3 separate regions of the Homo sapiens genome follow, and all the other regions are linked to region 2. Evidence: chromatin loops called from intact Hi-C (ENCODE). Cell type or tissue: heart right ventricle. All regions are shown on one strand. Links, peaks and the distances in the headings refer to the core of each region. The heading gives the core; the rest is flanking DNA. Region 1 overlaps LINC02005 (long intergenic non-protein coding RNA 2005). Region 2 overlaps PDZRN3 (PDZ domain containing ring finger 3). Region 3 overlaps LINC02005 (long intergenic non-protein coding RNA 2005).

Region 1 (10,598 bases), core at 1,309-9,308, 340 kb after region 2:
TTTTTTTATGGCTGCATAGTATTCCATGGTGTATATGTGCCACATTTTCTTAATCCAGTGTATCATTGATGGACATTTGGGTTGGTTCCCAGTCTTTGCTATTGTGAATAGCACCGCAATAAACACACATGTGCATGTGCCTTTATAGTAGCATGATTTATAATCCTTTGGGTATATACCCAGTAATGGGATCGCTGGGTCAAATGGTATTTCTAGTTCTAGATCCTTGAGGAATTGCCACACTGTCTTCCACAGTGGTTGAACTAGTTTACAGTCCCACCAACAGTGTCAAAGTGTTCCTATTTCTCCACATCCTCTCCAGCACCTGTTGTTTCCTGACTTTTTAATGATTGCCATTCTAACTGGTGTGAGATGGTATCTCATTGTGGTTTTGATTTGCATTTCTCTGATGACCAGTGATGATGAGCATTATTTTCATGTGTCTGTTGGCTGCATAAATGTCTTCTTTTGAGAAGTGTCTGTTCATATCCTTTGCCCACTTTTTGATGCGGTTTTTTCTTGTAAATTTGTTTAAGTTCTTTGTAGATTCTGGATATTAGCGCTTTGTCAGATGAGTAGATTGCAAAAATTTTCTCCCATTCTGTAAGTTGCCTGTTCACTCTGATGGTAGTTTCTTTTGTTGTGCAGAAGCTCTTTAGTTTAATTAGATCCCATTAGTCTATTTTGGCTTTTGTTGCCATTGCTTTTGGTGTTTTAGACATGAAGTCCTTGCCCATGCCTATGTCCGGAATGGTATTGCCTAGGTTTTCTTCTAGGGTTTTTATGGTTTTAGGTCTAACATTTAAGTCTTTAATCCATCTTGAATTAATTTTTGTATAAGGTGTAAGGAAGGGATCCAGTTTCAGCTTTCTACATATGGCTAGCCAGTTTTCCCAGTACCATTTATTAAATAGGGAATCCTTTCCCCATTGCTTGTTTTTGTCAGATTTGTCAAAGATCAGATGGTTGTAGATGTGCGGTGTTATTTCTGAGGCCTCTGTTCTGTTCCATTGGTCTATATCTCTGTTTTGGTACCAGTACCATGCTGTTTTGGTTACTGTAGCCTTGTAATATAGTTTGAAGTCAGGTAGCGTGATGCCTCCAGCTTTGTTCTTTTTGCTTAGGATTGTCTTGGCAATGGGGGCTCTTTTTTGGTGCCATATGAACTTTAAAGTAGTTTTTTCCAGTTCTGTGAAGTAAGTCATTGGTAGCTTGATGGGGATGGCACTGAATCTATAAATTACCTTGGGCAGTATGGCCATTTTCATGATATTGATTCTTCCTATCCGTGAGCATGGAATGTTCTTCCATTTGTTTGTGTCCTCTTTTATTTCATTGAGCAATGGTTTGTAGTTCTCCTTGAAGAGGTCCTTCACATCCCTTGTAAGTTGCATTCCTAGGTATTTTATTCTCAAAGGAAAGACTTCTTTGTTGATAGAAATTCTAATATGAGATGAAAAAAACCCTCCATGTAAACAGAAACTCATAATTCCTTCATGTAGCCAGTATGACATGTTCCTCTCATATACAGGATGGCAATCTGCAGGGATGTCTTCAGCATCTTCAAGGCCTAGGTATTTGGCCATGCTATGAAAATAATTATACTAGCTATTTTTGAAAGCATCTACTGTAGTCTAGGTTTCTTAGATATATATTTTGTTTAATTCTCAAACATCCCTGACACTAATGACAGTAGCAGGAGCAGCTTTGAAAAAGATCACTCCCTTTTACTGAATGTTTATGACATGCCAGACACTGCACTAAGGATGTAATTTAAAACACTCTCAAGGTGAGATATCCATTTTTCGGAGGAGAATGTATTGGAATCCCATCATTAATCTATTTCACTGATGTGAATTTGATGACAGTCCTTTGGCAAAAAGAGAAAGGGAGAAAGAAGCTGAAGGAATAAGGGAGAAAAAAAATGATGTTCCAAATTTGTTCTATGTTCTACATAAAGATCTTGTGTCCAGGAGTTGGTGTGAAGAAGAGGTAGACCTGTTATTTATTCTGCCCCTAATCGCCACCACTTTGTTCCTCTCACTGGGTGAAAAACAAATCACACTGGGGTGAGAACAAGTTAAGTATTCAAAGATGCATTTATCTTCCCTCCCAACACACACACACACACACACACACACACACACACACACACACTCCTTAAAAGCAAGAAGTCTTCATTTACAATGGAAGAAGCAGAAATTTCTCAATGCTGGGCAACCGAAATTATTTTCCTTTTTCAAGAGTAATTTTAAGTATCACTGATTTTTGCTTTATGTTTTTACATTAAAATTTACCATCCACCACCCTTACTCTCCTAGCATAAAGATGGTACACCACTCACTGTACTGAGTTTCAGGGTTTTGATGCCCAAGATTAGAAAGTGACTAGTGGCATTAAGACCCTATCTGAAATCCACCGACTGACGTAAAACCAATTCCATTCTAAGAGGACTCAACTAACAGGCTGGTTATATGGATTGAATGAACTTATGTGTAGGGTTGGTGCACATGTACTGAGAACTCTATAAATCTTAGCTTTTATTATTGTTACAGTGTGGATTGATTCCCTAGGGCTGCTGTAATATGAAATCTTCCTTTGGTGGCACCATAGTTGTGGACAATGTGAAGGCAGGAGTTCTCCAACTTATTGCTCAACCTCAGAGCTTGTTAAAAGGCTTATACCCAGGTTCACATGCAGAGATTCTGATTCAGTAGGTCTGGGCCTGAGTTTTCTTTTTTAAAAACAACAAGAACAACAAACCAAGCACTTAGGTGAAGTAGGCACTTGGAGTAAAATGGCTTCACTAGCTTGGCATGGTGGCTCTCGCCTGCAATCCTAGCACTTTGGGAAGCTGAAGCTAGAGGATTGCTTGAGGCCAGGAGTTCGAGACCAGTCTGGACAACATAGCAAGACCTTATCTCTTAAATTGAAAAAACAAACAAACAAGTAATGGCTACACTTTGAGGAACATGAAATTAAAGGAAGACTCCAGAAGAAAATTCCTTAAGTTAAAAAAATTGGCAGGGCAAGGTGGCTCACACCTGTAATCCTAGAACTTTGGGAGGCTGAGATGAAAGTTTTGCTTGAGGTCAGGAGTTTGAGACCAGCCTGGTCAACATAGCAAGACCCTATCTAATAAACAAATATTAAAAAGAAAAGTAACTCTTTTCACCTAAGAAATATAAAATTGTAACTTTGAATATGCTCCTTCAAACTATAATTGCATCACCTCCCCATGGAGATTCTGATTTTTCTTCTCCACATCGTGGGGACTGTGTTCGGTTTGACAATTTCTGTGCTCCAATGTTATCTTGCTAATAGACCTAAAACAAAATTTCTTCCTAACAATCTTAATGACTGTGCCATTAAGACAATGTTACTAAGAAAACATTCCTTCTGAATTTGTTAAATCCTCCTTCATTAAAAAGTTATGAACCTACTCATTAAACAAAGGAGGAATGTCTCTTCACCTTTTATTTCCTATAGTACACCAAAAGGTTTTAAAGGTAGTGGCTGGACGGATGTTTAGAGTCAGGGCAATTGCAGTTGGAGTCTCTTAACTGCCCTTTAGTAGTTGTGTGACCTGGGGCAAGTTACCTAACCTTTCTAGACCTCAGTTTCTTGGTTTATAGAATATGGATTCTAAGAGGACTCAACTAATAGATTGGTTATGTGGATTGAACAAACTTATGTGTTGGGTTGGCACGCATGTACTGAGAGCTCCATAAATCTTAGCTTTTATTATTACAGTGTGGATTGATTCCCTAGGGCTGCTGTAACAAATTGCCATGAACTGTGTGACTTACAAGAACAGAAATTAATTATCTCAAAGTTTTGTGGCCAGAAGTCCAAAAGTCAAGGTGTCAGCAGGGCCATACTCTCTCTCAAGGCTTTAGAGGAGAATCATTCCTTGCCTCTTCCAGTTTCTTTTTCTTTTCTTTTTTTTTTTTGAAATGGAGTCTTGCTCTGTCACCCAGGCTGGAGTACAGTGATATGATCTTGGCTTACTGCAGCCTCCACCTCCCAGGTTTAAGCTATTCTCCTGCTTCAGCCTCCCGAGTAGCTGGGACTACATGTGAGTACCACCACACCAGGCTAATTTTTGTAATTTTAGTAGAGTTGGGGTTTCGCCATGTTGGCCAGTCTGGTCTTGAACTCCTGATCTCAAGTGATCCTCCCACGTCGGCCTCCCAAAGTGCTGGGATTACAGACATGAGCCGCTGTGCCTGGCCACTTCCAGTTTTCGATAGCTCCAGACTTTCCTCAGTGTTTGGCTGCCTAACTCCAGTCTCTGCCTGTGTTTTAAAATTGCCTTCTCTTCTCTCTGTGATTGTCTTCTCTGTATGTCTTCTTAATGACACTTGTCATTGGATTTAGCACCTGCTGGGATAATCCAGGATGATCTAATCTTGAGATCCTTAATTTAATTACGTCTGCAAAGATTCATTTTCCAAATAAGGTTGCATTAACAGGTTCTGGAGATTAGGATGTGAACATACCATTTTTGGGGTTTAAACCCAAAAGTATCTGAGTCAGATCTCAATCATTTAGAGGTTTATTTTGCCAAGGTTAAGAACATGCCCAGAAAAAAAAAGAAATACACAATCACAGAAGCAGTCTGTGGTCCGTTCCTTTTTCCAAAGATGATTTTGAGGGCTTCAATATTTAAAGGGGAAAAGCAGGCTGGAGGGGAAAGGGGGAGGGTATGGTCATATTACTGAATCTACATGTTGTAAGAGAAAAGGAGCAGAATAGTCAATCGTGTATTTGACTCATGTTCAGTAAATCATCACTTTACATAAAGATAAAGTGAACCTAGAGCAGCTCGCTGTGGAGATATCTTACCTTTCGTCTGTAACTATCTGCTTAGGAACAAAAGGAAAGGCAGTTTCTTGCAGGACTCAGCTTTCAGCTTAGTTTTTTTTTTCCTTTTGGGGTTCTGAGATTTTCTTTTACAAGGTCCACCATTCAACTCACTAAACAGAATATGTTTATAATAATTTGTATGTGTGTGTGTTTACAAATTACTTTTATATACATTGCCTCATTTAAAATTTTAATTCTTACAACATTCTTGCAAAGGAGGAATATGATGATTACACGAACACCAGTAATCCAACAAACAATATGAAAACTACTATGAGAGATGGAGAGGAGGAAGAAGGCACGAGATTGCTTCCTATAAAGGGATGTTAAGCAAAAGCTTTATGAAACAACTAAAAGCCTACATGTAACAGGACTTGAAGAATGAGTAGAATTTTGAGCCTTAGATTTCTTTTTTATTTAACCGGAATATTAACATTATAGGCTTGCCACGAGCATTAAGCCACAGAACTCATGTAAAACACTTAATACATAGCTTTGCATATAGTGTTTAATACTTATTTTTCATAAGCACTATTAAATATTGCTTTTTCAATACCTACCAAATACATGATGCAAATTATAACATTCCTTTTCTTGTATAGAATATTATATCCATTATACTTTAAAATGTTTCCTTCTCTTTTTAAAAATAACAGTGATTTTGGTAAATCTTTCTGAAAGTTATCAATCATTTTACGAGAAAAATTTAAAAAGTCATTTATGCTAGAATATTCTGCCACCTACAGGTAACCAGGGCTGCTACAATTCTCACAATACCTCGTTGCTTTTGCCAATGTTAAGTAGACGCAGGGGCATCTACTTAGACTGTAGCAGGGCTCAATAAATACTTGTTGCTTTGTTAATATATTATTGTCAGCACCTGTTAGTCAAAGTGCTTCTTTAGACATGAAAAGATATTCATGCTTTACCCTCATGCTCCTGATTATTGAAATTTCAGAAAAAGCACAAATTTTTCAGCTTTTAATAGATCATTTGATCATATAACTTAATGGTTTTCAAAGTGTTATTCCTGGATCAGTAGCAATGCCTGGGACCTTTTTAGAAATGCAAATAGTTGGACCTCCTAGAATTGCAAATCAAAAGCTCTGGGGGTGGGGTCCAGAACGCTGTGGTTTAATAGGCTGGCCAGGTGGTTCTGATGTATCCTAAAGCTTGAGAACCATTGATCTGGATGTTGGAAGTGGGGGCTTCTATAGAGCAGGTGAATGGGGGATAAGGTGAATCCTGCATGCTTACAGTAGTGTAGGGAGAAGGAGGAACCAGTGAGAAAAGCCTAGCCCAACTGCACAGCTTCATAAATTAGCAAATCAAAAATATTTCATTTGGGTAAACATATACTTTATGTGTTGGCAACACTATGACTTGGCTACTTCTTTCTTCCAGCTAGAGAATTATGGTTTTTTTCTATCAAGACTTTAAGGGAAATGTTGGCTTAGATTGTTTTCTACTTTCTCTTACATTAAAATCATTTATGAGATTAAGCTAAATCTCTTAGGTAACTAAAATTTTACTCACACGCATAGCTAGAACCCAAACTGCAAACCTTTTAGAGTTCAAGAGACATTATTCCACCTTACCTCATTTAAAATCTATAAAGCAGTATAACAAAAGTAGGTCATTATTATTACCAAATATCTTAATGCACAGGATGGGAGAATATTCTTATTTGCAAATATGGATTTGAAATCAAGGCATGTCCTCCTTTAAGTATGCCAAGATCTCAGGATTTGTTTTATGGTACAAAATAACATATCAGGGCTTTTAAATCTCTTTGGCTAAGAAGCATCATGGAGAGGGTAGAAATGCAGTACCAATATGAACAGCTAGTGAAAAACATGACCTGGGTTGTGACAGGGAAAAGAAAATGGAGCATCACAAGAACATTTCTCCCACTTAGCAACAACTGCTGTGAGGCTAAGGGCAAGAGAACTCAACCTAGCAACACTTACTTGTTTCCTCCTAAGAAAGCCTGGAGACCTGTGAATGAAGTCAGAATTTCATCTTCACCCTTGACTTGCTGTCTGAAGGACTCCAGCACATTGCTTAAGCTCCCTAAACCTCAGTTTTCACTGTAAGACGTGGATAACAACACACTCTACTGCAAGAGGCGGTAGTGAGAGTTTAATAAGGAACCGGTTCTCAAACTCGGCTGTATATTGGAATTACCTGGGGATCTTTAGCAACTACTGTCATGAGGTAATCCAGGCAAAAAAGCGCTTAGGATAATGCTTATCCTGTAAGAAGAGTGAGACCTGCAGTAGCAGTTATTATTGCTGCATGTAAGGTAATAGGTTAAATGGTTGTTGCAAGCCAGGGTGCACAGTAAAGTTACCTGGAAAACACTGATACGCAGGCCCCCACTTGAGGCATTCTGATGTGCCTGATGTGGAATGGGGACCTGAGCGTTTGCTCAAAGTCTCTAGGTGACTGATGTGGAGCCAAGGCAGAGAACAGAATTTTGTGCTATTTATTGAAAGATGAATAAAATAAGGGTCTTCCCCTTAACGTGTCTATAATCTTATAAGACAAAACAAGATGAACTGTAATCACAGTATCCTAAGATTTGAGCACTTAACTATGCGCTGGATCTATGCTAAACACATAAATATGGATTACATCTCTGTATGACAATACCATAAGATGGGTACTACTATTGTTAGTAGCAAAAAATTGTTAATATCTCCATTACTTTTTTTTTTAACTTTTAAGTTTGGGGGTTCACGTGCAGGTTTGTTACATAGGTAAACTTGTGTCATGGGGGTTTGTTGTACAGATTATTTCACCACCCAGGTATTAAGTCTAGTTATTTTTCCTGATCCTCTCCCTCCTCCCACCCTTCACCCTCCAAAAGGCCCCAGTGTGTGTTGTTACCCTCAGTGTGTTCGTGAGTTCTCATCATTTAGCTTCCACTTATAAGTGAGAACATGTGGTATTTGGTTTTCTTTTCCTGTGTTAGTCTTCTGAGGATATTGACCTCCAGCTCCATCTATGTCCCTGCAAAGGACATGACCTTATTCTTTTTTTATGGCTGCATGGTATTCCATGGTATATATGTACCACATTTTCTTTATTCAGTACATCATTGATGGACATTTAGGTTGATTGCATGCCTTTGCTATTGTAAATAGCACTGCAATTCCGGCACTTTCTAAGAAGCCAAGAATTTCCTTGTTTTATGAAAATGGAAGATGACTTCAGGATTGTAAGCATGAATGTAGGATCACAGACAGAGTGAAATTTTCTGCATAATCAAAGTGGATACATCTACGATGTCTGAAGAGACCAAGAGAGAAAAAAATCAGAACTGGGGGAGTGGTTAAAGTGCTGAGGAGGTGGGGTGGGAGAGGTAGAGGGAAGAATTTGAAGATGATATAAATACTTGTTTAAGTAAAAGAGGTGTTTACTTAAAAGCATGAGCTTCTACACTGCATGGTATAACTAGATTTCTTATAGAAACCAACTTGTGAACTAAGCACAACTGATGGAGAGATTAAGCAGTCACCTGCTGAGAACAAGGGTTACAGCTCAAACCTGGGTGACATGCTCATTAACGAGGTGAGGGAGCTGAGGTTTAACAGGTTAAATAAATTGCCCTGAGTTAAGAGCTAGCTAATGGTAAAGCTGATGCCCAGGACTAAAATCTTATCTATTTCACCCTGTCAGGTAGATTGTGGCCAGAGGTGTATTCAAGTGTTAAGGATAATAGTCATCTCTCTGGGGGAATTAGGAAGGACTTGAAAAGGAAGACATTTGAGAATGGAGCATGATGGGCTTTGGACAAGACAGGGTAGGAGAGAGCAGTCTGCTTTGAGATAGTGATTGGGCAAAGAAAGACTCCAGGAGGGGAAGTATGATAGGGAAGGGAAGTATGATAGGAAGGTGATGTTTTGGTTGAGGCAACGTGAAATCCTCTGGGGCTGAAAGCTAGAATGAATGTCAGAAGATGCTGTGAAATTAGGGGGGAAAGGGAGGCTTGGACCAGATTGTAGAGCTCTGCATTTTTAGAAGCTTGGATTTAATTTGAGGGACAGTAGGGAACAACTGTAGACTGTAGACTTTTGAGCAGGGAAATGACACAATAAGGGAAATAACCGCATTTTAAAAATATGCCTAGCAGCAATGAGTTTTCTTGCTAAAAATAAAACCATACAATTTTTGGACTGAAAAGGACTTTAGAGCTTATTTGTCTATCAGTTTCAAGCTAGTGGCCTGTGGGCTAGACCCAGCCCAAAGGTGTGTTTTCTTTGGTTTGGTCCCATGATGTGTCTTATCTGTTCTTATCTCTTTCAACCTTTATCTGAAACATGCACTACCTAATTTGTAGTTTGTACTCCTGATGTATTCATTGAGCTTCGTGAAATGGCCAGGTAGAGCTAGAGACAAGAAGAACCCTTTACCAAATAAATTTAGCAGTTCTGACCAAAGGAAACCGGTTATTGGGTGTTTTGGGGCCATGTGTGGTGGCTCACACCTGCAGGCACTTTTGGAGGCCAAGGTGGGAGGATTGCTTGAGCCCAGGAGTTCAAGGCCAGCCTGGGCAACAAAGTGAGACAAAAATTATTCGGGAATGGTGGCGAATGCCTGTACTCCCAACTATTCTAGAGGCTGAGATGGGAGAATCACTTGAGCCTAGGAGGCTTAAGGCTGCAGTGAGCACCAAGATCATGCCACTGGACTCCAGCCTGGGTGACAGAGTGAGACCATGTCTCTAAAAAAAAAAAAAGAAAGAAAGAAAAAAGAAAAAGAAAAAGCTGTTATAGGGTGTTTTTCATCTGATCCCAGTCACATTTCAAAAGCCATCTTTAAAAAAAAAAATCATGAATCCTGTATAACTGTGGTCCATGAGAACTCCTAATTCAAGAACGTGCATTTCAACCCAGCATCATCTTAAAAGCCAGAGGATTCAAGTCTTAGAAATTGACCATATGTCTTTTGAACAGACCTCTGGTCATTCTTTGTGGATAATGCATTTTTTTAAACAGTATAATGCACAGATTCCCCATGCCAGTTTGTAATTATGCCAGTTAATACCAGCAAGTTCTCATTTCCCATGAAAGAGCTATCATTCTCCACACAAATTTCCCATGTTTATGAAGACGTAAAGCATGAAGAATTAGCATAAATATAATGAAATACTTTTTCTTTTGGTTGCCTCCTTTCCTGAGTCCTTGCCACACCTTGTCCTCTTCCTGTTCTTAAATAAGCCACAGACTAATTGGCCAGAATTTGTACATATCCCTTCATTTCAGAGCACAAAGTTCTTTGAAGGGGGGCAGAATAATAGTTCACGTTTTTAAACTGAAGGCATATTCTTAATGATTTTTCCATGGTCAGGGATTGAAAGCCCACAACTTAGTTACCCATGTGGAGCAAAGTGAAAAAAAAAAAAGTTTTATATCAGGTTTCTCAGTTTAGGCACCGTTATTATTTTGGGTCAGCCTACCCTTTGTTGTGAGGTCCTGTGCATTGTAGGATGTTTAACCCCATTTCTATTTTCTATCCATTAGTTGCCAGCAGGATCAACACCCAGTCATGACAACCAAAAATATCTCTAGTCATTGCCTAATGCCCCCTGGGGGGCAACATCTCCCTGGATTGAAAATCACTGCTTTATATCAACCTTAATTTTGCTTTTGAACTTTTTGCTCCAAACTCTGTAGACAGCACAGTGGATAGAAATGAAAAATTCAACTGTAAGTGAATTAAAG
Region 2 (10,598 bases), core at 1,306-9,305:
GAGTGCGTTAAACATCTGGGAATGCATAACCAAAGTCTAGCATTACACATGAATATTTTTAAACCTCAAGGAAGTATGATTTCATTCTTTAAATACCAGGCTTCAAAAAAAGTATGATTTCTTCACTTTAAATCATTTCTTTATCCGTAAAGCTTTAATGAAAGTATTATTCCCATTGCTGTCTACTTGGCCTTATCCAATGAACAATAAAAAATTCTTCTTTTGCTTTGTTTGGTAGTTTTTGACTATAGAGGACATCATCTAATGCTTTTCCCTATGTACTTTGCAAGGTCTTAAATGACAATACAAGTACGTTTCCAAAAATGTAACACAGCATTTATTGTGTCTGAACTCAACTCTCTCAGTGCAACCATGAACGTGCCTTGAGAAACTTGGTAAAAGCTTTGAACTTTTTTGGGGCAGAAAGGTATCACAAACTGAAATTAAACCTAGAATTAAGGCTTTTATACAAAATGTATACAAAGATCAAGTTCTGCTCTCTGACACATAGGAAAGAAAGCAAGAGTGGGGAGGGGGAGAGCCTAAACAGATGTGTTTTTGTATCATGCAGTCGACTTCTGCATCTGAAACGTAACTCAGCGAAACAGAAACCCAGCCATGTGACTCCTTTTCTGTAGAGAATAGAGTTGAACACAGTATCCCGAAGTCACAGGGCATGTGCTAGACATTCACTTATTCATATTTCTGCCTTCTTTATAAACAGAAATTAATATTACACTGCTGTGTATGTGTGTCTGCTTTTCTTGAGTACTTTATTATTCTCTCCAGATGCCCACCTGATGTACCTCATTCTCACAATTAAAACAGTTATATGGTTAAACACACAGGAATAGACTTAGTTAGCATGTGGTGTAACAAATGAACTCACATAAAATTTACATGATTTAATTAGCTGATAATGGGTCATTAATTGAGGGACTGAAGAAAGGAAACATATTCTCTTGGACACATAAAGGCGCCATTCAGGAAGAATAGATTTGTTTTTACTCAGCCCTTCTCAGGAGAACCACCTGTGCAAATACGGGGCTCAAGTCAGATGACAAGCAGGGTTTTTATGGGACCAGGAAGATTTTCATCTCCATGACAACCTTCCTGGTTCCAAACAGAGAATGTTATTTTTCTGGACTCCTCATCTCAGCCACACCAGTGGACTCAATTCGGCCCTGACATGCATCTGAACACTCTTTCTTGGACAGCCATTATTAACCTGGGCTGCTTCTGACAAATCATTTGGTTGGTGATTACAGATCTGACATATTTTGTAATGACTCCATTTTCTGAGGGCTTCATTTTCAAGAAGTGAAATAATGCTGTGACTTAACACCTCCCTGCAACCACAAGCCACTTTCCCATCTCCAAAGTATACCACTTTTTATTAAGGAGGTCTTATACCCACATAAGTCACTAGCTTGTATATATAAAGATAACTGCGTTAGTATCATTTAAGTGCATGTATATGATCTAATTTTTCATTATATTAATTAACAACATAATTGATTGACCTGTGGGGAAATACACAAAAAGGCTTCCTGGGAAATTCTCTCCAAGTAAGTATGGAAAAAGCAAAACAACAATGTTTTCATATGAATGTGCTTGTGATAGGAAAAGGATAGTCTCTGTAGCAACTCCAGCAAGTGCCCTTGGCTCTTTGGAAATGATATTCTATCTAGTTTTTTATTTATAGCCAAATCCCGTTCCTAGTCTAAGATAGTGTGACACCCATGGGAGGTGGCTTGGAATTTGAGAGTATGAGATTACGAAGCTGAAGGCAAAGATTTTGCTTTTTAATTAAGAACTAAACTATACTTTTATACACGATGACATTTTATGTAACTGGTTACCCACGAATAATCATTTGGGAGCACTTCTGATATGAAATTACCCTCTGATTGAGCCCTTTGAGAAAACCCCAGTCCTTAAAGATAGACTTTGCTTCAGGATTCAAGGCACAGAATTAAAAGTCATAGAATTTAATTCACCCAACTATCTTTACTCCATCAAGATTTTTGTTATTGTTTTAGCAGAATCAGACTACAAATACACTGGGTAGAAATAATAATGCAAAAATACCTCTCCCAAACAAAAATTGCAAAACATCAATTGGTTATTCAAATTAAAAAAAACATTTTATTTAACAAACCAGTAGACCTATCAGAAAATCAGGATTTTTCAAATTGTCTACCTTGTGGATGATATTCTATTGAATTTGTCAAGCCTTCGAAGCTTGGAACCTTACAATACGAATTACTATTTGTTTAATATACATATTACTAAGTAACTTGTTTATTAAAGGTCATTTATTTTCATCATCAGAAACTTACTGGGTATCAGAAGAGCACACATATTCAAACTGCATCAGTTTATAGGTGATTTGATATGTCCTCTTGTTTTTTTAAAAAAAAACAGCACATAAAGTCAGTGTGAGGAAAAATAAGCTCTATTTAAAAATTTGAGGCAAAAAATAAAATTGCGCTGGATTAGAGACCCCCAACCGACTTTCCAACCAATCCCTCTGTAATAAGCACAGAGGAGGCACTCAACCATCTTTTGGATGGTCAAGTGAACTCATTTAAATATGACAAGTATCCCCCCTAAGACTCCCATGAATCAACACAGCCACAAACCATGGAACTCAGGTACGGGCAGGTAGAGAGCAGGTAGAAAAAAAATAAAGGAAATGGTGTCCACTGTGATCCCCTCCATCCATGTGAAACTCATTATCTCTGCACTGAGATAAAATACACAAGATATCCTCAGAACAATTTCAAGTCTGAATATCAACATAAGCAGAATAACAGGGTGCAGGTGGTACCTCAGGGCTGAGAGAGCACAGGCCCCAGGGCTGGTCAGGTTGATCTTGCAACGTCCGTTTCTGAAGTCGGGCCTGGGCAGGATAACAGTTTTCTGATCATATAATTAATGATTGGCATCTCCCAGTCTCAGGAAAAGGCAAACCATATTCAGGGAATAAATGTGTACAACAAAGATGAAAAGGTTGACATCTTTAATACAAATAAAGCTTTTCTACATCAATAAGAAAAAAGATAAACAGCCCAGCCCAGTAACAGGGAACATAAGCAACTGCACCAAAGAAGAAATACAATTGGCTAATGAAAAAGAAAATAAAATTCAATCCAACTAGATAACAATCAGCTACTCAAATAATCTAGTGCCACTTTTTACTCAACAACATGGCCAAAGTTGAAAATAACCCTGTATTATGGAAGGGGCAGGGAAAAGACTTACTCGAATATGATCTGTGGGAAAGCAATAGTCACAACTTTTCTGGAGAGATATCTAAAATGATGACACAAATATTCCAATTCTAGAAATTTTTCTTAAGGAAAACATAAGTTAATGGAAGGATTTACATATAATTATCTTCAGGCACGGTGGCTCATGCCTGTAACCCCAGTACTTAGGGAGGTTGACGCAGGAGGATGGCTTGAGCCCAGGTTGAGGATGCAATCAGCTATGACTGTGCCACTGTACTCCAGCAGCCCAGGTGACCATGTCTCAAAAAAAAAAAAAACAAAAAAACAAAAAAAACTTCAACCCAGCATTGTTTTTAATGGTAAAAATAACCATAGTAATAGGTGAGGTAAATTGCATCACAGCCAGCACAGGCATAGGTTGAATACTACATAGCCATTAAAAGCCCTGAGGCTGAAAAACTACCTAATGACAAAATATTGTTTGTGGAACACTGCAAAGTAAAAGTAGGCAACAATACACTCAGAAAATGATCTCTTTTTAAAAACATTTATGCACACATATAAGCATAGATTTCATTCTCATTTTTTTTTTTGAGACGAAGTCTCGCTCTTGTCCCCCAAGCTGGAGTGCAATGGTGAGATCTCAGTTCACAGCAACCTCTGCTTCCCGAGTTCAAGTGATTCTCCTCCCTCAGCCTCCCGAGTAGCTGGGATTACAGGCACCTGCCACCATATGCCTGGATAATTTTTGTATTTTTAGTAGAGATGGGGTTTCACCATGTTGGCCAGGCTGGTCTCAACTCCTGACCTCAGGTGATCCGCCCGCCTTGGCCTCCCAAAGTGCTGGGATTACAGGCGTGAGCCACCGTGCCCGGCCATTTCATTCTCATTTTCTACCACCCCCTCATGAAGCACACGTAAGGCATAGGTATTTTTCTGTATTGTGAGATGACAGGTTACTTCTCACTCTGAGCTTTCCAGTGCTTTTAGAAATGAAACTGTATCACTTCTGTAACTTGGAGAAGTTATGGAGTTTGACAATGTCAGGTCTAATTAGAATCAGCCATATGAGAAATCACTACTGGCAGCTGAACACTTGGCAAAGAAAAGATGTATTTAAATGAAGCCTTAGTGGAGATCTAAAACTGCATACTAAAGGAACTCTCAGGTATTGGCAATTGTAAGTCAGACTCGCTAACAAAAATTCTGAGATGCAGCTGGCCGGGCGCAGTGGCTCACGCCTGTAATCCCAGCACTTTGGGAGGACGAGGTGGGCGATCATTTGAGGCCAGGAGTTCCAGACCAGCCTGGCCAACATGGTAAAACCCCGTTTCTACTAAAAATACAAAAATTAGCCAGGCATGGTGGCACGTGCCTGTAAACCCAGCTACTTGGGAGGCTGAGGCACATGAGAATGGCTTGAACTCAGGAGGTGAAGGTTGCAATGAGCCGAGATTGTGCCATTGCACTCCAGCCTGGGTGACTGAGACGGTCTCAAAAAAAAAAGAGATGCAGCTATTACCAGCCCTGTTCCCACTCTTCACAATAGGCTTGGCTATCGACTAGAAATGTACTTCAAAAAACCTCTCTTCCCCGGCACATGCTGGACACCCTTGCTGAGCAGCAGCCACCACCATACAACCCCTCCCATAGTGTTGCCTTGAACAAGGAGCAAGGCCTCAGCAAAGTAATTTTCAAGGAAGACCTCCCTCCACCTTTGGTCCTCAGAGCTTCGTGCATAAACTCAGTCCTGCACTGTTCTTCAGAAATCTGGAAACAGCAGTGAAGACATAAAGGAAAACCCTGGGAGTGAAAGAAGAAAAGTCAACCGAAGTTTCTCCTTGCAGAATTCTGTCATCGTGATGGCCAATTTCACCTTGGAGCAATGCAACAGATGATGGTGCCTCCAACTGGGACCTGCCGTGCAGCTCCTCGGGCAGGAGACTATCAGTGACTTAAGGGACCACTAGGGGGCGATTTAGGAGTGAACAGTTTTCTATCCTTAAGAAAGATAAGCCAGGAAGCCTTAATTTCCAACCTTAAGTCACTGGAGGGTATTAGCTCCCAGGTAAATCCTGTTTTTAATTTTAACTATAAATGTAAACAGGGTCTTTCATTTTAACTTCTCCAGAAATGTAAACGTGGAGAACTTTCTGAAAGAGATATGTGAAAAGGCAGGGTATGGCACACAAAATTGATACATTGGAAAATAAATATTTTTTCTCTCCCCTGTCCACTTCCCTAGCCATAACCAAGGCCCTCTCATACAAAAACCAAAAAAGAAAAATAAACCTCTGGCAACAGAGCCCCTAGTGTCCCTTTGAGGTTCTATTTATATATTATGCCTATGGTTTATCCAGACAGGCCTAAAACGTCTCTGCAGCAGCAAAGACAATTTCCCCCACCCAGGCTCTCAGCATTTATCTGTAAGCCTCACGTGGCAATTAGTTACTTACTGTGTAGTGAGGGCTCTGGTGTTGGTGTTTAACTCTCCTAAGCTGCCTTAAATCCTTTGTGGAAGGAGGCAAGATATAAATAGTAGTTTTTAAAACACACAGGCTTACTCTGTTATTTCCATTTCTTATGTGTTTTGACTTTTCCTTTTTTACTTTCCAAGCCCCCCGTGAGGAAGTGACTTTGCCCTCATAATCACATTGGAAACCAGCCATCTGGAGATGGGATGGTCTCAGGGCAACACGCTCACTAAGCATCTACCATGCAACAGGCACAGGAAAGGGCGGACCCAGGAGGACGCAGACCCATGCGGTCTCAGCCCTTTAGGTGCAGAAATTGGACCTCTGTCTGTTTGTCCTGTAATTTCTCCAACATGTGGGCACTAGGCTGATCATTTCATCTCCCCTGGCTCAGTTTCCTCTTCTATAAAAACAAGGTCATTGAAAGAGATGGTGGCTCATGTCCCTTCTGGATCTCCCAGTGCTATGGCTCAAAGGGGCGTTCCCTCAGTACTCAACTAACGTACTGACAAACTAGGCTTTCAGTCTTGGAGGGCAAGAAGTATCTCTCACCTGAGATCCTGCAGGAAAGTCACAGCAAAATTTAATTTTAAATTGGAGATTCAGGCTTTTAGGCCTTTCCAAGGAAAACAGCCTCTTCTCTTACTGCCTAAGCAACTCCTAGCAGTAACTTTCAACTCTGATTGAATAATCAATTCTTGCCCAAAGACGCCTGAGTAAATACCAAACAGACAACTTCCTGCCTTGAATCCTGGCACGGGCGGGCGGCTCTTCTCTGTGACTTCCCTGAAAACCCACTGCAAATGTTTCCACCTGGGGAAATCAGGGGCTGAGGCCTCCAGCCACCCTTTCCTTGAAAGCAATCGTTGCAAATGTTTTGAAAACAACGGATTATCTTTAAAGAAGCAGTAACAACAGAAAGCCATTTGTTTCTTCTACCATGACTGATTCATCTGTCGTACACTGGAGGTTGGGGGTGGAGGAGGAGAGGCCCTCAAACAAATGTTTCCTATCAGTGGCAAGTATTTTGATAATCAGGAAAATACCAAATAGATTTGCAACCAGCTTGGTAAACTACTTAGCTTGAGGATTCAACAGGATCCCTACTGCACGCTTTCTGCCTCCTGTAGCTAACTCTGTCCATTTTTGTGTCACGTAATTCTTCAGCCAGAACTCAAGCACGACCGTAATAAATATAGTTCATGGGTATGTAAAACTAGTGCTCCTTATGTACAACCTTTTACGTCTGGTCTTGCCTGGAAACTGGTGGCTCCATTTCTAGATCTCTACCCGAGAAGAAACACTAGCACATATACACGCACAAGGAAAAAGGTCTATGAAGGCTCGCAGCACCATTGCTTGGAAAAGCAAAAAAGCTGCAGTCTAAATATCCAGTTATAGGGGAATAAATAAAGCATGTGCTCTATGCCAGTGAAGAGGCCTGAGTCAGAAGGAAATTTAAAAGACCACATAAGCACAAAATACAGAAGGAAAGAAAACATAACATTCATAGAGATCGACTCCTGCAGTGGGGAGGAGGCTGGTTTGGAGCTTGGAGTCAAGGAGGTAGATCCAAGGACAGCTTTAATTATATATGCATAGTCATCTCCCCCTTATCCTCTAGGGATATATTGCCCAGGGCCCAAATGCATGCCTGAAACCACAGATGGTACCTAACCCTACAAACATTTTTTCCCTATACATAAATACATATGATAAAGTTTAATTTATAGATCAGGCACAGTAAGAGATTAACAATAAAATAGACCAATTAAAACAATATACTGTAATAAAAGTTATATATGCATGTGGTCTCTTTCTCAAAATACCTTATGATAGGTACTATACTCATCTATTTTCAGACCATGGTTGACCACAAGCAGCTGAAACCTTGGACAGAGAAACCGTGGCTGGGGGGACCACTGAAATACTCTACAGTTCTGACATGAAAATATGAAGGAAAAATATTCAGATATCGCTTTTAACATATACAAAGGGAGAAAACAAAACACTGAAGGCAGAGGCGGCAAAATGTTACCAGTGGCTACTTTTTTATGGCAGAAATATGGTGACTTCATTTCTCTTTCATGCTTTTCTCTATTTTTCACCCCTCTCTTACCCCCAGTAAAAAACAATTAAGCAAGCCTGTAACCCATCGTGGTCTCTGACACTCTCACCATCAGGGAAAGTGAAGTCTACTGAAGAAGGCTCCCGCCAACCCAAAAACAGAAAGGCCCAAGCAGGAAGCGGGACGACTCTCTTAGCCCTTTGTTGTCCATGCTAGAAAAAAGATCATCCTTTATAAAACGCCTCTACTCCAGCCCTGGGTGTCGGCTGGGCCCCCCGTCTGCATCCTCTAGAGCTGGGTTTCCAGGGGGTGAACGTGGTGGGATTTCACATGTGGTTTTGCTTGTGCATTTGGACATTCTTTGTGGGGCAAGCTTTTCCCTTCTTATTTTCTGACTGCTCCTAGAGAAGATGATTTGCTGCACGCCTCCCCCTACAATCCCAACCCGGAGCCAATGAGGGGAACAGATCTGGGGATGGAGGCAGATAATGGCAGCATTTCTCACTGCCCTAAAGTACCGTCCACCACGCCAGCAGACAAAGCGGGGCATGTTGTAAAAAGCAGTTCTGCTGGCAAACGGCTAACAAATCCATGTATTTGCAACCAAGGACTGGCGGCCGCATCTAAAACAGACACCTCATTGTGCTTGGTTTAAAAGGAGCCCTTGGAAGTAGGGCCTTTCAGGCTGACAGTTAAATCACAACGGCCCATATTTACATGAACGGCTTCCAACCGTCTGGGCGAATACACAATATTTCCATTTCACAGAAACCAGGGATGGTGACAACACAGAAGCCAGAGAGACCAGAAAGTAAACTTCTGATTGGTACGAATGTGTTTAAGCAGCAGAGCCTATACACTTATACACTTGCAGAAGTTAACGCGCTCCTTTGGTAAGCAAGTTTGTTATTGTTGTTAATTCCATGACAAATGTAACAGCTCAGCATACACACACCTAGGTGTCTCAAGAAGGCTTTCTACTCATTTAATCAAGTGTGTTCCTGTGAGTGCTTTCAGTTGCTCTGGCATTAGCAGGGAAGCTGCGTGATTCTTCAGTTCTGATTAAAAGCTAGGAGAGCACAACTTTGTAAGCCCATCACAGCAGCGAACCGTTCCAAATTCAGACAGGAAACACCTGGAACTCTGTGCACCACTAGGAACGCACTTTACATTTCAAAACAGATGATTCTAAATTGTTCATAAATATTTGTCTTGTTTCAATAAAACACTCTTCAACCAGTTTCATAAACCCTTGGTTCAGAAGGCTAAAACGTACACGCTACTAGGCATCCACATTCTTTTAACATTGCATATATTTATGTGGACAATATCCTGGAAACATAAAACCCAATGGCAGGCATTTAATAGCGTCATATGGGAATTTTAGTTGTTTTTTTTCTTTTTTTTTTCCGGGGAGAAGGACAACTCTCTCCTTCCATAAATAAAGCCCAAATTGCACTTGTTGTCTAAAAAAAGTGAACTGAAATATAAATTAAACTCAAGTTTCTTTAACTTGCCTGTTATAGTAAATAAGACCCAGACAAACCCTTCTGGAGGCTTAGAAAAGCTTTAATATAATTGATTATTAAACCTCCAGCTATAGGATAGAGTCATACTGAAGGCCTTGTAGCCAAACATTCCCTCATTCTTGAACATGATGAGCCCTTTAAAATGTTTTTAAAAGCTGTTTTTAAAAAGACACTAAAATGAAAAGTAGCTTAGTTTATAGGTTGAAAATTAATCTTTAAAAGCCATTTCTGTACATTTTTAGTATTGTCCAGATTTTCTACCATACACATGGACTTGTATTGCTTTCATTTATTTTAATGTATACTTTGATCATTAGAAAAAATGAAAATGATTTACACACACACACAAAGAAGAAAGAATCGGGTACCAAGGGCCAGTTCCCAGGTGCTGAGATAGGGTGTTGCGGAGGCTGCAGCCACAGCCTCAAACCCAAGCCAGCCTGCCAGGGCACTCTGAATCTAGCCCACGGACCTCCAAAGTCGAAAACAGGGCAACCCAGGCTTCCCAAGAGTTAAATGGGAAAGTGGGTCACTTCGAAGTACTGTCCAAAGATTGCTACGAGTGAGCTGCTGTTCATAGTCATCGTCTTCTTTTTAAACAGTTATAATTAAAAATTCATCAACTGACCATAAACTTCTTACTCTGGTCTAACTAAGAAACATCAGCACACTGCTCCCGGTAAATGAAGATTAGGCATGGCGGTGATAAGAGACTGCATAGAGGCTCTTCGGAACCATAAAAGATGGTCGTTAGAGGTAATGATAAACTAATTCTGGATACATCAGGCAGCAGATGCTCAGCCCTAGGTTAATGATTAACGTGCTGGACCCTGGCCAGTTAAGAAGTTGTTTAACCAATGCCCCTGAGAAGCAAACTTGTTAACATTCACTTGTTCCTAACTACAGCCACTGTTTTCTCTCTCTACACTAACTACACTGCAAGTAAGTTTTCATCTTTCCCTGCCTCAAACCAAGAATTTAACATGGAGGTCCAGAACTAAGACCTAAGCATAAAGCTCATTCAATTTTCTCAGACTTTTGAACCTTTACTGAACCAACCAAAGAAATATTACTCTCCCACTAGACTAAAATATTCTGACCCACAGTTGAATGGTAATTGGTAATAGCTTAGTTTGTTGTTCTTGGATGAATTTTTATTGCACCCGAAAAGAGACACCCACAAAATTTAAGTGCATTGATGAAATTATACTTCAGAGATGACAAAATAGAAGAATCTTATTTGTTTCTATATACAAGGTTTCTATGTCCTTCTAGTTGGTACATTCACAGA
Region 3 (10,598 bases), core at 1,540-9,539, 320 kb after region 2:
ACCACTATTTCTGGCTTTATTGTTCCCCTGTGGGAGTTAAAGACACTGAGGAGACACAGATCCTCATAAATGAACAAAGCAATTTAGCTCTATAGCCTGGGGATATTATTGTCAAAATATACTTTGAAAAAAAGTTTAAGAGTAATTCTCTTCCAAGTTCCATGGGATGGTACGATTGGTCTCCCGTCTCCCCGCCTCGCTCATACCAATTAACCCTCTGAAACAGCTTAGTTCTTTTGGCCTTAAAATAAAAGAAATAGAGGTAATCATTTGAACAAAGTTGAACATTTCTTAATAGGCCCAAATACTCTATTTATTAAATAATAGATTGGCCTAACTTTCCATTATTTTTAAAATGATGTTATATAGAGATTAGGGAAAAATAGCCAATAAAAATTGTTGCAGAAAGTTTGGTAATTCCCAATACATTTGGGATTTATTGGTAACATAAAAATAGAGAAAAAGAGTTGACTATTTATGATGATGTTAGTGGGACTCAATGGTTCATCAGACTGTGTAACTAATTTTAATGTGACATTTGCTAATTACCTTACAGATCAGCCAGGTCATCTTCTCCTAGAGTTAACCTAGTTAGAATAGGGCAAAGTCCTCATTCACTTTTAGAGCTTGTTAAATATTTGATTCCTTCCCGGCAGGTACTCTGGGGTCTTGATATTTCTTATTCAGCTGTGTTTCACTTTTGGGTGCCTTCGAGATGCCAAAGGTTAAGCTTAAGCCTCTGTGGTACCCCACAGTGAGACCAGCCATTATGCATGATACCACATAGCCAAAGCTTAATATGTGGCCAAATTTCATTAAGATAAAACTGAAATAAGATTTTGTACTTAAATATTGTGGAAATAAACAGAGACCAAATCAGGACAAGCAGACTATTCAAAGCTTGCTGTAGTATAGGAGTCAGCCACTGTCACTCGCATTTGGCAGAGGCTGAAAGGTTGGCAGAAGAGTGGGAAAACTTTATAGTAGGCAGCAAGGGCAGGCTTCAAGTATGCCCTGATTGGAAGCTGTTGACACAGGGAAGCTGTAGGTGAGCTAAGAGGTAGTGCATCCTACCTATTTGGTTAGGGGTGCACATTTGGATTTCTTTGGTTTGTTGTAAGCAGGGACGACAATTAGGGAAGCTGTCAGGTACTAATCAAGCCCTGGTTGTTTGGGGCCAAATGCTACAGGGGTTGTTGTTTGGGGCCAAATGCTACAGGGGTTGTTGTTTGGGGCCAAATGCTACAGGGGTTGTTGTTTGGCTTCCTGGATTGTAACGAGACAGCAATTTGGCTTCCTTCAAGTCTGACTTAGAACAGCCTGGCTTCCTGGACTGCTGCTGCAGATTGCAGGTCAAAGTTCTATTATTATACATGGCCTAGTCATTTTCCATTGGTATGTTCAGCCTCTTAGTATTTTTACTGTGCTCTGTCTTATGAGTTTTGCAGCACCGCTACACTCAGGGTGTGTGTTTTCTTCACAAAATATGGGCACTGGGATTTGCTAAATGTCTGGCTGTTGCAAGTCTCCAGAGTACCTTCTTATCACACAATTCAGAGTATTCTAGAAAGCAGGATAAGAATGTTTGCACTACCAAACTCAGCTCTTTAATGATATGTGGACACAGGCAGACATAGCTAATTAAACTACAGTAAGATATGCAGCAATAGGATAAGAAGGACCGAGACCTTGAAACTAAGCTGGGCACTGGTTGGATGAGGCATGCCAGGGGTGAGGGGAGAGGGAAAGAAGGTTCAGGACTCCAACTCCAATAAAGATCTGGGATAAAGTCTGTTTTAGAAGCAGAGAACACAATTATTATATTTAGTACCATTAAATATGCTTTCATTTCATGCTAAGTGCTGTGTGAAGCATATTTTTTTCTAGTATTTTGTGTAAGCTTCATTAAAATCCTATAACATCAATACTTAGACTATCCCTTTTTACAGATGAGAAAATTAAGACTCAGAAAAATTAAGTGTTTTGCCCAAGCTCACATAGCTCGTGAGATACAGAACTGGTACTTGGGAGCAGCAGCTGACCCCAGAGTCAGATTTGCATTCGGCCCCCTCCTCCACCCCCTCAGCTTCTATTCTTGGTGGCCCACCCCACAACCACCAGCTGTGTCTCTCTTGGCTGGGAGGCAGCTCTCTTGGGCGATTTAATAGTAAAGTGGCTTAAACTGTGATAATTAAGTGATTGTGCCTTCTTTCTCCAGATTTCTTTTCCCTTGAGTAGAAAGAAACCATGTCCATTGCCTAAGCAGACATCCAACCAGGGCAAGAATTGCCAGTATCTCCCTCATTTCATACATGCCTTCTTTCTGTGCATGGATGTCTCAAAACCTTTCTCACTTGGATGGTGGAGTGTGATGAAGTCCTTGGGAAGGGGACATGGGAAGGGATTGTACTGCTGAGGAAAGTATTTGGCATCTGACTTTGACTCCCTTCTCCTCTCAAGTAGTCAGTTTTTGTGAATTAGAAATAGCAGGTGGAGTTTTTCATTGTGATAGGGACTTTTTGGGCAACTACTTATAAGCCTTTAGAGCATGTTGTTGGACCAGCTTCAGATTGTGACGTACTTTAGTGCCTATTTTCAGCTGTGGGATTTTCATCCATTGATATAATGAAGTTAGGCACACAGAGGTATGTAGAGGTGGGCAGAGGGGAGTGGTACCCTCCTTAATTTGAAAACCTTCATAAAGACATGATACCTGCATGTATGAAGTACAGTTAAACAGCAAAGGAAGCCTGGGGGGAGGAAAAAAAACATATGTACAGTTTAAGGAAGAGAAGGAATTGAAGTGAGCTGAAGTGAGCAGCCAAATAAGCAGAGAAATTGCCCAGATTATAAGCAATCTAGTGCTATTAAAGTCAGAAATACAAGGTGGGTGGTTATATCAGGCTAAAGGTCCTTTAACACCCCACACCTAAAATCGGGATTATTTTTAAAGAAGGAGGGATGAAAACGCAAAAAGATCAAATGACCCTAAGTTTTGTTAAAGGAAGCTGCAGAGATTAGCATCAAAGCTCCAAGCTTCTCAGTGGCCATCATCTCTCTACCCAAACTATAAAACGTTCACCTAGGCAAACTTAAGTGGAGTGCAAATTCTTAAATAGAAACTTATTTCCAGATGCTACATCAAGATCAATAATCACTATCCCCTCTGCTGTTTAACAAACACACAAATATAAACAGTCCATAAACACTTTTGTCTTTGTAAACTCAGAAATTTTGTCATGTGATTGTGAGTGAAGGCAGTAGCCATACCCAATCTGCTCATCATTGTATATCTAAACCATTACCAAGTACGGTATCTGGAATAATGGATATTTGCGACAACAAAAATATTTCAGTGCATGAATAATGATTCTTCCTTACTCCTCCAAAGGAAAAAATCGTGATGATGTCATTTGATTAATGATGTTTCAAAAATATAACATGTAATTATTATTATTATTATTATTATGAAACGGAGTCTTATTCTGTTGCCCAGGCTGCAGTGCAATGGCACAATCTTGGCTCACTGCAACCTCTGCCTCCCGGGTTCAAGCAATTCTCCTGCCTCAGCCTCCTGAGAAGCTGGGATTACAGGCACGCACCACCACACTGAGCTAATTTTTGTATTTTAGTAGAGATGGGGTTTCACCATGTTGGCCAGGCTGGTCTTGAACTCCTGACCTCGTGATCTGCCTGCCTCGGCCTCCCAAAGTGCTGGGATTACAGGCATGAGCTACCATGCCCGGCCCATGTAATTCTTTTAAAGGGGATTATATCTCATTTATTTATTCACCTATTGATGATGTTTGTGTCGTTTCTAGTTTGAGGCTATTAGGATAAAGCTTTATGAACATTCATGTACAAGTTTTGTGTAGACATAGGCTTTTGTTTCTCTTGGGTAAATGCCTTAGGAGTAGAATTGCTTGGTTCTAGGTCAGTCTTGTGTTTACTTTTGAGAGAAACATCTCAGTCTTTTTCCAAAGTATTTGCATGGTTTTACACTCCCATGAGCTATAATAAAGAGTTCAAGTGGCTGCATATCATGGCCAACATTTGGAGGTGTCAGTTTTTAAATTTTAGCCATTCTGGTGAGCTTGTAGTGCTACTCATTGTGGTTTTACTTGATGAATAATAACGTTGAGCACTTATTCAAATGCGTATTGATCATTTGTATATCTGTTCAAAACCTTTCCCCATTTAAAAAAATGGAGTTTGTCCTCTTAGTTTTCTTTATAGATTAAATATAAATCTTAGATATGGACCTTTTGTTAGATGTAGTTATTGGAAATATTTTACCCCAGTCTGTGGCTTACCTTTTCCTTGTTTCTTAAGGAGGCTTCTAAAAAAATAAAGTTTAAAATTTTGATTAAAGCCCAGTTTGTTAATTTTTTTCATAATATTCAATTGTCGGGATTAGTTTATGGTTTTGATGGCAGGAGCTAGCTCAAAGGCAGTTGTAAAGTGTTTATGCCAACTTTTGGATCTCTCAAATTTTAGGCAATGCAGTGAATGCTTTTGCTTCCAGGTAGCATGATGTAACTTGTAGCAGATCAACACTCCCAGTGCAAAAACTAGAAAAAGCTAGATAAGTTACCAAAGTTGTATAGTTAAAGATACTGGGGAGCTATAGAAGTAACAAAGACCAGATAACTTGGAATTCGGGGGTAGGGAAAACTTTCAGACCTGAGCTGACCAGTCATTTATTCTCCTGGGATATTTGCTGATTTGGGCTGCAGACAGGGTAAGGCTTAATCCAAACACAGTGACTCTACTAGAGGAAAGAACAAATTTGAGGACTTTTATGAGTGCTTGATCCTGGCGGATGGATTGGAAATTTGTGGAGATCTGGCTGGTTTTCCCCATGAGACAGTTTGTTCTGGAGTATACATGGGATGCTGGGTGACTAGACAAAAGGCTAAAGAGATAATGACAAAGAATGCTTCAAAACTGGTGAAAGACCTCAACTCAAAGATTTCATAAGCTCAGTGAATCCTATACCGGATAAATAAAAACCACCACTCTAGGACTTAGTATCATCAAATTGTTGAAAACAAAAGGACAAGAGAAAATCTTAAAAGCACCCAGAGAAAAAAAGACATGGTGCTTCCAAAGGATAAATAAGAAGACTAATAATAGCTGACTTTCAAATAGAAACAGTAGAAACTATCTAAGAAATAAGGAGGAAAATTGGTATAAACCTATTGCTCAGCTATATTTCCAATTTGGCAACATTTCTGAAGTTTAGATGCTCATACCTATCATCTGAGCAATTCCATCTCCTCTCTTATACACACCTGTGAGAACAAAATATTGGAAGCCTAAATGTCTGTTAATAGATGAATAAATAGTATAGATTATTACATAATCATTCAACATTGAAAAATCTGACCAAGTTACAAAATAGAAGTACAACATACACTATACATAATGTTTTAAAATATCAGAACAATAGTTAATGTTTATGAATATAAAATGATAAAATTGTAAAAACATACATGAATCAGAGAGGAATTCACAAGAGGAGCTCAGTTATATTTTGTCTAATTCTTTAATGAAGAAATGAAATAACAGTGTTGACTGGAGAATGCATGGGTATTCCTTATAATTTTATTCGTTCTTACCAGCATGTTTGAAATATCTCACAGTAACACCTTTTAAAAATAATCAAGAACCCTCAGGACTTGGATGGAATTGAACATGCAGTGTTTTCAGGAATATTTTTTAAAAATTCTTATGGTGGAAGGAAATGATGTAATTTAGGGCCTTTCTAGTTCTTTTCTATGTCATCCCCAGCCCAGAAAAGTGCCTGTTCAGTGAAGCTATCCATATAAGTAGATTTGGCTATGAAAATGGAAAACAGAATTTAGGAAATATTCAGCTGACAAGAAAAAAAATCCACCTTCAAAAGAGGTCCCCTAAAAACTTAGGGTTTTATTTATTTATTTATATCATTCCCCATTTGAGTTGTTTTATCATTTTGGTCTTTGTTCTGAAAGGAAATCATTTCTCCTAATATTGGGTGACATTTCTACAAAGCTTATCAGCCAATGCCCTCTTTACTCAGAAACTTTTAGGTATTACAAGAAAAGAAGGCTGCTTGCCAGGTGTCATAAAACCTATTCTCAGTTGTGCTGTTTCCAGATGCCTTTACTTAATCTGACTGCGTGGGTTTGTTCATCCTGATGGACGGCACCCTCTAACATCTGTTGACTGCAACGATTACCTAAAGTTATGGTCAAAGCCAAACCCTACATCAAAAAATGAGTAACTTGTATTCATGAAAGCATTTTTACTTCTTGCACAAATGGCCAACAAGCTGTTCTGTTAAAGAGTGGTGTGTATAAACTCAAAGAGGAAAAGGGCATTTAAAAGGAAAAAAAAGCCATCAACTGGAAATAAAAGTTTTGATAAGTATGAGGGAGACCACGAATTGGAATGCTTTATAAATCAAGTAGGTTTTGTATTAATGTTCCATGTGAATGACTCCCACAATGTCCTTTTTATTAATAGGGCTTCCAACATTTATATTATTTTTTCCCTAAGTTTTAAGTGAAGGGTAGTTAGAGTGTATGTTTTAAATGGGGCAGAGAGCAGTTCTATCACTCATTTCTTATGATTACTCAGTGACTGAGATTAGATAAAAATTTTAATGATTTAAACAGAAAAGCAGATCAGATTATACTGTATTTATCACACCTTTCAGCAAAAACAGGCTCAATATCCTTATTTCTCCTTTTCTCATATTTTTATCTGCCTGAGAAGAAAAAATTTATAGTGAAAATTTATGGATAAAGACATAAAGCTGCAACATAAGCAGATGGTATGGTAGTTTGACTTTTAACTTTCATTTTAAATCAAGCTCAGATCACTTGAATTCCGAAAAATAAATTGTGTTTTTTAAAGTTTTGCTATTTACACTGTCACACATACACCTCTGAATACTGTTATTTCCTTGCAACACAGTGACAAGCATGTACTCACTATTTCCTTCTTAATGGGATTGAAATGGATGACATTCTTTGTTATTATGAAAAGATCAGTACAAAATGTCACCAGAAGTCCTTTAGAGAGGCACACTGTATAACTGGGCAAGCTAAATTCTTCTTCCCATTAACAAATTAGTATTTGGACAATAAGGGCAGGGAAAAGTAAGCAGTGGACTTAACAAGCCCAAGGTAGCCCACACCCAAAGCCACAATGGACCCTGTAAATGATACCTTCAGTTGATGATGCCACATGGGGCAAAGATGGAGGAAAATGACCACTCTTAATCACTGCTAAAGGACACAAAATTATAAACAAGAAATTTGGCACAGGAATGAGAAAAGAGCCTGAGTAAATGAAGGACCCTGAAGGTTAAGCTTCATTAGATTCACAGTATATATAGCTGCTTCTGATTAAAAGCCTGAAAATGTGGATATCCTAATTCTTGGTTGTATTAAAAATAAGTGTTTTAATAAATATGCAAAACTATATAGTCACAGATCACCTTGATAGCACTGATTATTTTACTGAATGATTTGGACCAATTTAAATATCAATTGATAGAAGATGGATTAAATAAATTATTGTACAGCCATCCAATAGAATATTATATGGTTATAAAAAGTAGTAATGCAGATCTATATTCTAATGAGGTTTATGACAAACTGATATAAAATCTAGGTTACAAAATATAAAGTATAAAAATAAGTAAAATGTGATTCAATTTTTGAAAATATCCTTTGTGCAAAATGATAGGAAAAATGAGTTATAATTTATATAGTTCAGTGGAGAAATGGTCTAAGTAACTAGAACAAAATTTGTGTGGAATTAGACATCTATATAGCATATAGTGAATCTTGAGCAGCACTTCACTCCAAGCACACACAAACATACAAAGAGCCTCAATTCTAGATTGATTATGGGTCCAAATGTGAAAGATAAAACTTAAAAAGAAAAAGATAAAAATTTTAGAAAAATAAAACGATATTCCTTGACCTAGAGTAGGTCTAGAACACAAAAAGTGTTCTTATAAAAACAAAAATTGTAATTTGAATCATATTTAAATAATGTCTATCCAAAAATACCACTTAAGGGTGAAAAAGTAGAAGATATTTATAGAACATAATTAAGAGAAAAGATTAGGAACCAGATATATAATAACTTCAACAAATTAATAAGAGAAAATTTACATGACCTAATAGAAAAATGGGCAAAAGACTTGAACAGGCAGCTGACCAAAAAGAGTTACCCAAAAGGTTAATATATGTAAGGCATTCTGCCCAGTGGCCCAATAGCCCCTGTGTCTCCACATCTCTGGAGTACTGACATTATCCTACTACACCCACAAAAGGCTGCAGGGGCACAACCTCTGTTGGACTCAGCAATGCAGCCATAAACCTGGCACCTGAGCCCACATAGCACCTGGCACCTTGGGGTTGTCCAGCACAGCAGGGAGGCAACCTCAAAGACAGAGGGAGCCAATATATGCACTCTCCAGGGCCTGAGAGCTAAGAGCCTGGGGCCTGTCTTCACTGACAACCTCACACACTCTGCCACTAAGCATCCAGATACCACCCCCAGGGGCCCAGGGGCCAGCTTGCCTGGGGCCCACAACCAACAATCTTGCTCACTTCAGTAGTGGAGCTGCTGAGTGCCCATGTCCCCCCACCCAGGAGCCTAAGAAGTGACCCACCTGGGCCTGCTGCTGCCAGCAACCCCACCCAGCATCAGAGCTTCTGTGCATCTCACCCATATGAAAAGGGTCAGAAGTCCACTTGTCTGGAGTCTGATACTGTTGGAAACTACACGCCTGTGCCCAGCCAGAACCAAAGTCAAAGCATACTACCCAACAAATGCTATAGGGCACATATACAGGAAAAGGTATTTCCCTATGAAAGCTACTTCATAAAATTAAAAGAAGTGACTATTACACCACACAAGAAAGATGACAAAACAAGGAAACATGACATCTCCAAGGGAACACAATAATTCTCTAGCAAGAAACCCCAAAGAAAATAAAATTTATGAAATTCCGGAAAAAGAATTGAAAATGATCTTAAGGAAACTCAGTGAAATATAGATGGACAATTCAATGAAATCAGAAAAACCATTCAGGATCTGAATGAGAAATTCAACAAAGAGATACCTATTATAAAAAAAGAATTAAACAGAAATATTGGAACTGAAGATTTCAATTAATAATATTTTAAAATGGAATAGAGCTTTGACAATAGACTAGGCAGAAGTAAGGATTTCTAAACTTGAAGATGGATCTTTTGAAATAACACAGATGAAGAAGAGGAAGAGGTAGAAGAAGAGAAAGAGGAAGAAGCAGAGGAAAAAGAAGAAGAGGAAGAAGAGAAAATTGAAGAAAGCCAACAGGACTTATGGGAGAGCGTTAAGAGAACAAATATTCACATTTGCATTTGAATTGCAGAAGAGATAGGAAAATGCATAGAAAACTTATATAATGAAATAGTAGCAGAAAACTTCTCTTGTATTGGGAGAGGTTTGAACATCTAGATCTATGAAGCTCAAAAATCCCTTTGAATCCTCTTTGAGGCACATTAGAGTCAAACTGTCAAAAGTCAAAGACAAAGAGAATTTTAAAAACAGCAAGAGAAAAGCATTAAATCATATATAAGGGAATCCCCATCTGACTAACAGCAGATGTCTCAGCAGAAACTTTAAAGGCCAAGAAAGAAAACCCTGGCAGCCAAGAATACTATACCCAACAAAGCTATTCTTTAAAACTGAAATAGAAATAGCATTTCCAGATAGGCAAAAACTGAGGGAATTCATCACCATTAGACCAGCCCTACAAGAAATGCTTAGGGGAGTCCTACATCTGAAAGCAAAAGGATGATAACTACCATCATGAAAACATGCAAAAGAATAAAACTCACTGGTAAAACAGATATACAACTGAGAAAGAGAGAGGAATCAAACCTTATCACTGCAAAAAGCCATCAAACCCTAAAGGTAAACAGAAAGAAAGGGAGAAAGGAAAATAGGATATTTTAAACAACCAGAAACAACCAGAAAACAGTTAATAAAATGACAGGAGTAAGTCTACACCTGTCAATAACAACCTTGAATTTAAGTAGTTTAAATTCCCTATTAAATGATATAGACTAGCTGAAAGGATTAAAAACAATAGCAACAATACTCCAGTATATACTGCCTATAAGAAACTCATTTCACCTGTAAAGACACTCATAGGCTAAAAGTAAAGAGCTGGAAAAAGATACTCCATGCAAATCAAAACTAAAAGTGAGGAGAAGCTATCCTTATTTCAGATACAATAGACTTTAAGTCAAAAAATATAAAAAGAGACAAAGAGTGTCATTCATATAATGAAATGTCACTATATAATGAAAAAGCAATCAGTTCAGGAAGAAAATACAATAACTGTAAATATATATGCACCCAACACTGGAGCACCCATATATACATATAAAGCAAATATTATTAGTGCTAAAGGCAGAGATATACCACAATATAATAATAGTTGAAGACTTCAACACCCTATTCTCAGCAATGGACAAGTGATCTAGACAGAAAATAAAGAAACATCAGACTTAGACTACACTATAGATCAAATAAATCTAACT

Evidence for each region. Peaks named below come from ENCODE experiments on the same cell type or tissue, not always from the same donor. Only the 100,000 strongest peaks of a DNase experiment are listed, where the experiment ranks them.
Region 1: it touches region 2 in a loop (8-fold over the local background); 77 of 110 quality-filtered maps call a loop at or near these places.
Region 3: a loop joins it to region 2, with 5 times the contacts of the local background. A loop is called at or near these places in 75 of 110 quality-filtered maps.

The regions. Positions count from the first base shown.
Region 1 is chr3:73,842,744-73,853,341 of GRCh38, forward strand. All of the region lies in intron 2 of LINC02005 (long intergenic non-protein coding RNA 2005), which reads left to right. Among named protein-coding and RNA genes, the nearest start is that of LINC02005, 39 kb to the left of the region's middle. In heart right ventricle, for the core only: a CTCF peak has its summit at 5,611 (motif pointing left); no DNase peak of the experiment used is centred there.
Region 2 is chr3:73,503,357-73,513,954 of GRCh38, forward strand. The region is part of intron 3 of PDZRN3 (PDZ domain containing ring finger 3); the gene reads right to left. Among named protein-coding and RNA genes, the nearest start is that of PDZRN3-AS1, 110 kb to the right of the region's middle. In heart right ventricle, for the core only: CTCF peaks have their summits at 5,212 (motif pointing right) and 5,411; no DNase peak of the experiment used is centred there; H3K27ac peaks cover 5,162 bases.
Region 3 is chr3:73,826,447-73,837,044 of GRCh38, forward strand. The region is part of intron 2 of LINC02005 (long intergenic non-protein coding RNA 2005); the gene reads left to right. Among named protein-coding and RNA genes, the nearest start is that of LINC02005, 23 kb to the left of the region's middle. In heart right ventricle, for the core only: no CTCF peak of the experiment used is centred there; no DNase peak of the experiment used is centred there; H3K27ac peaks cover 1,486 bases.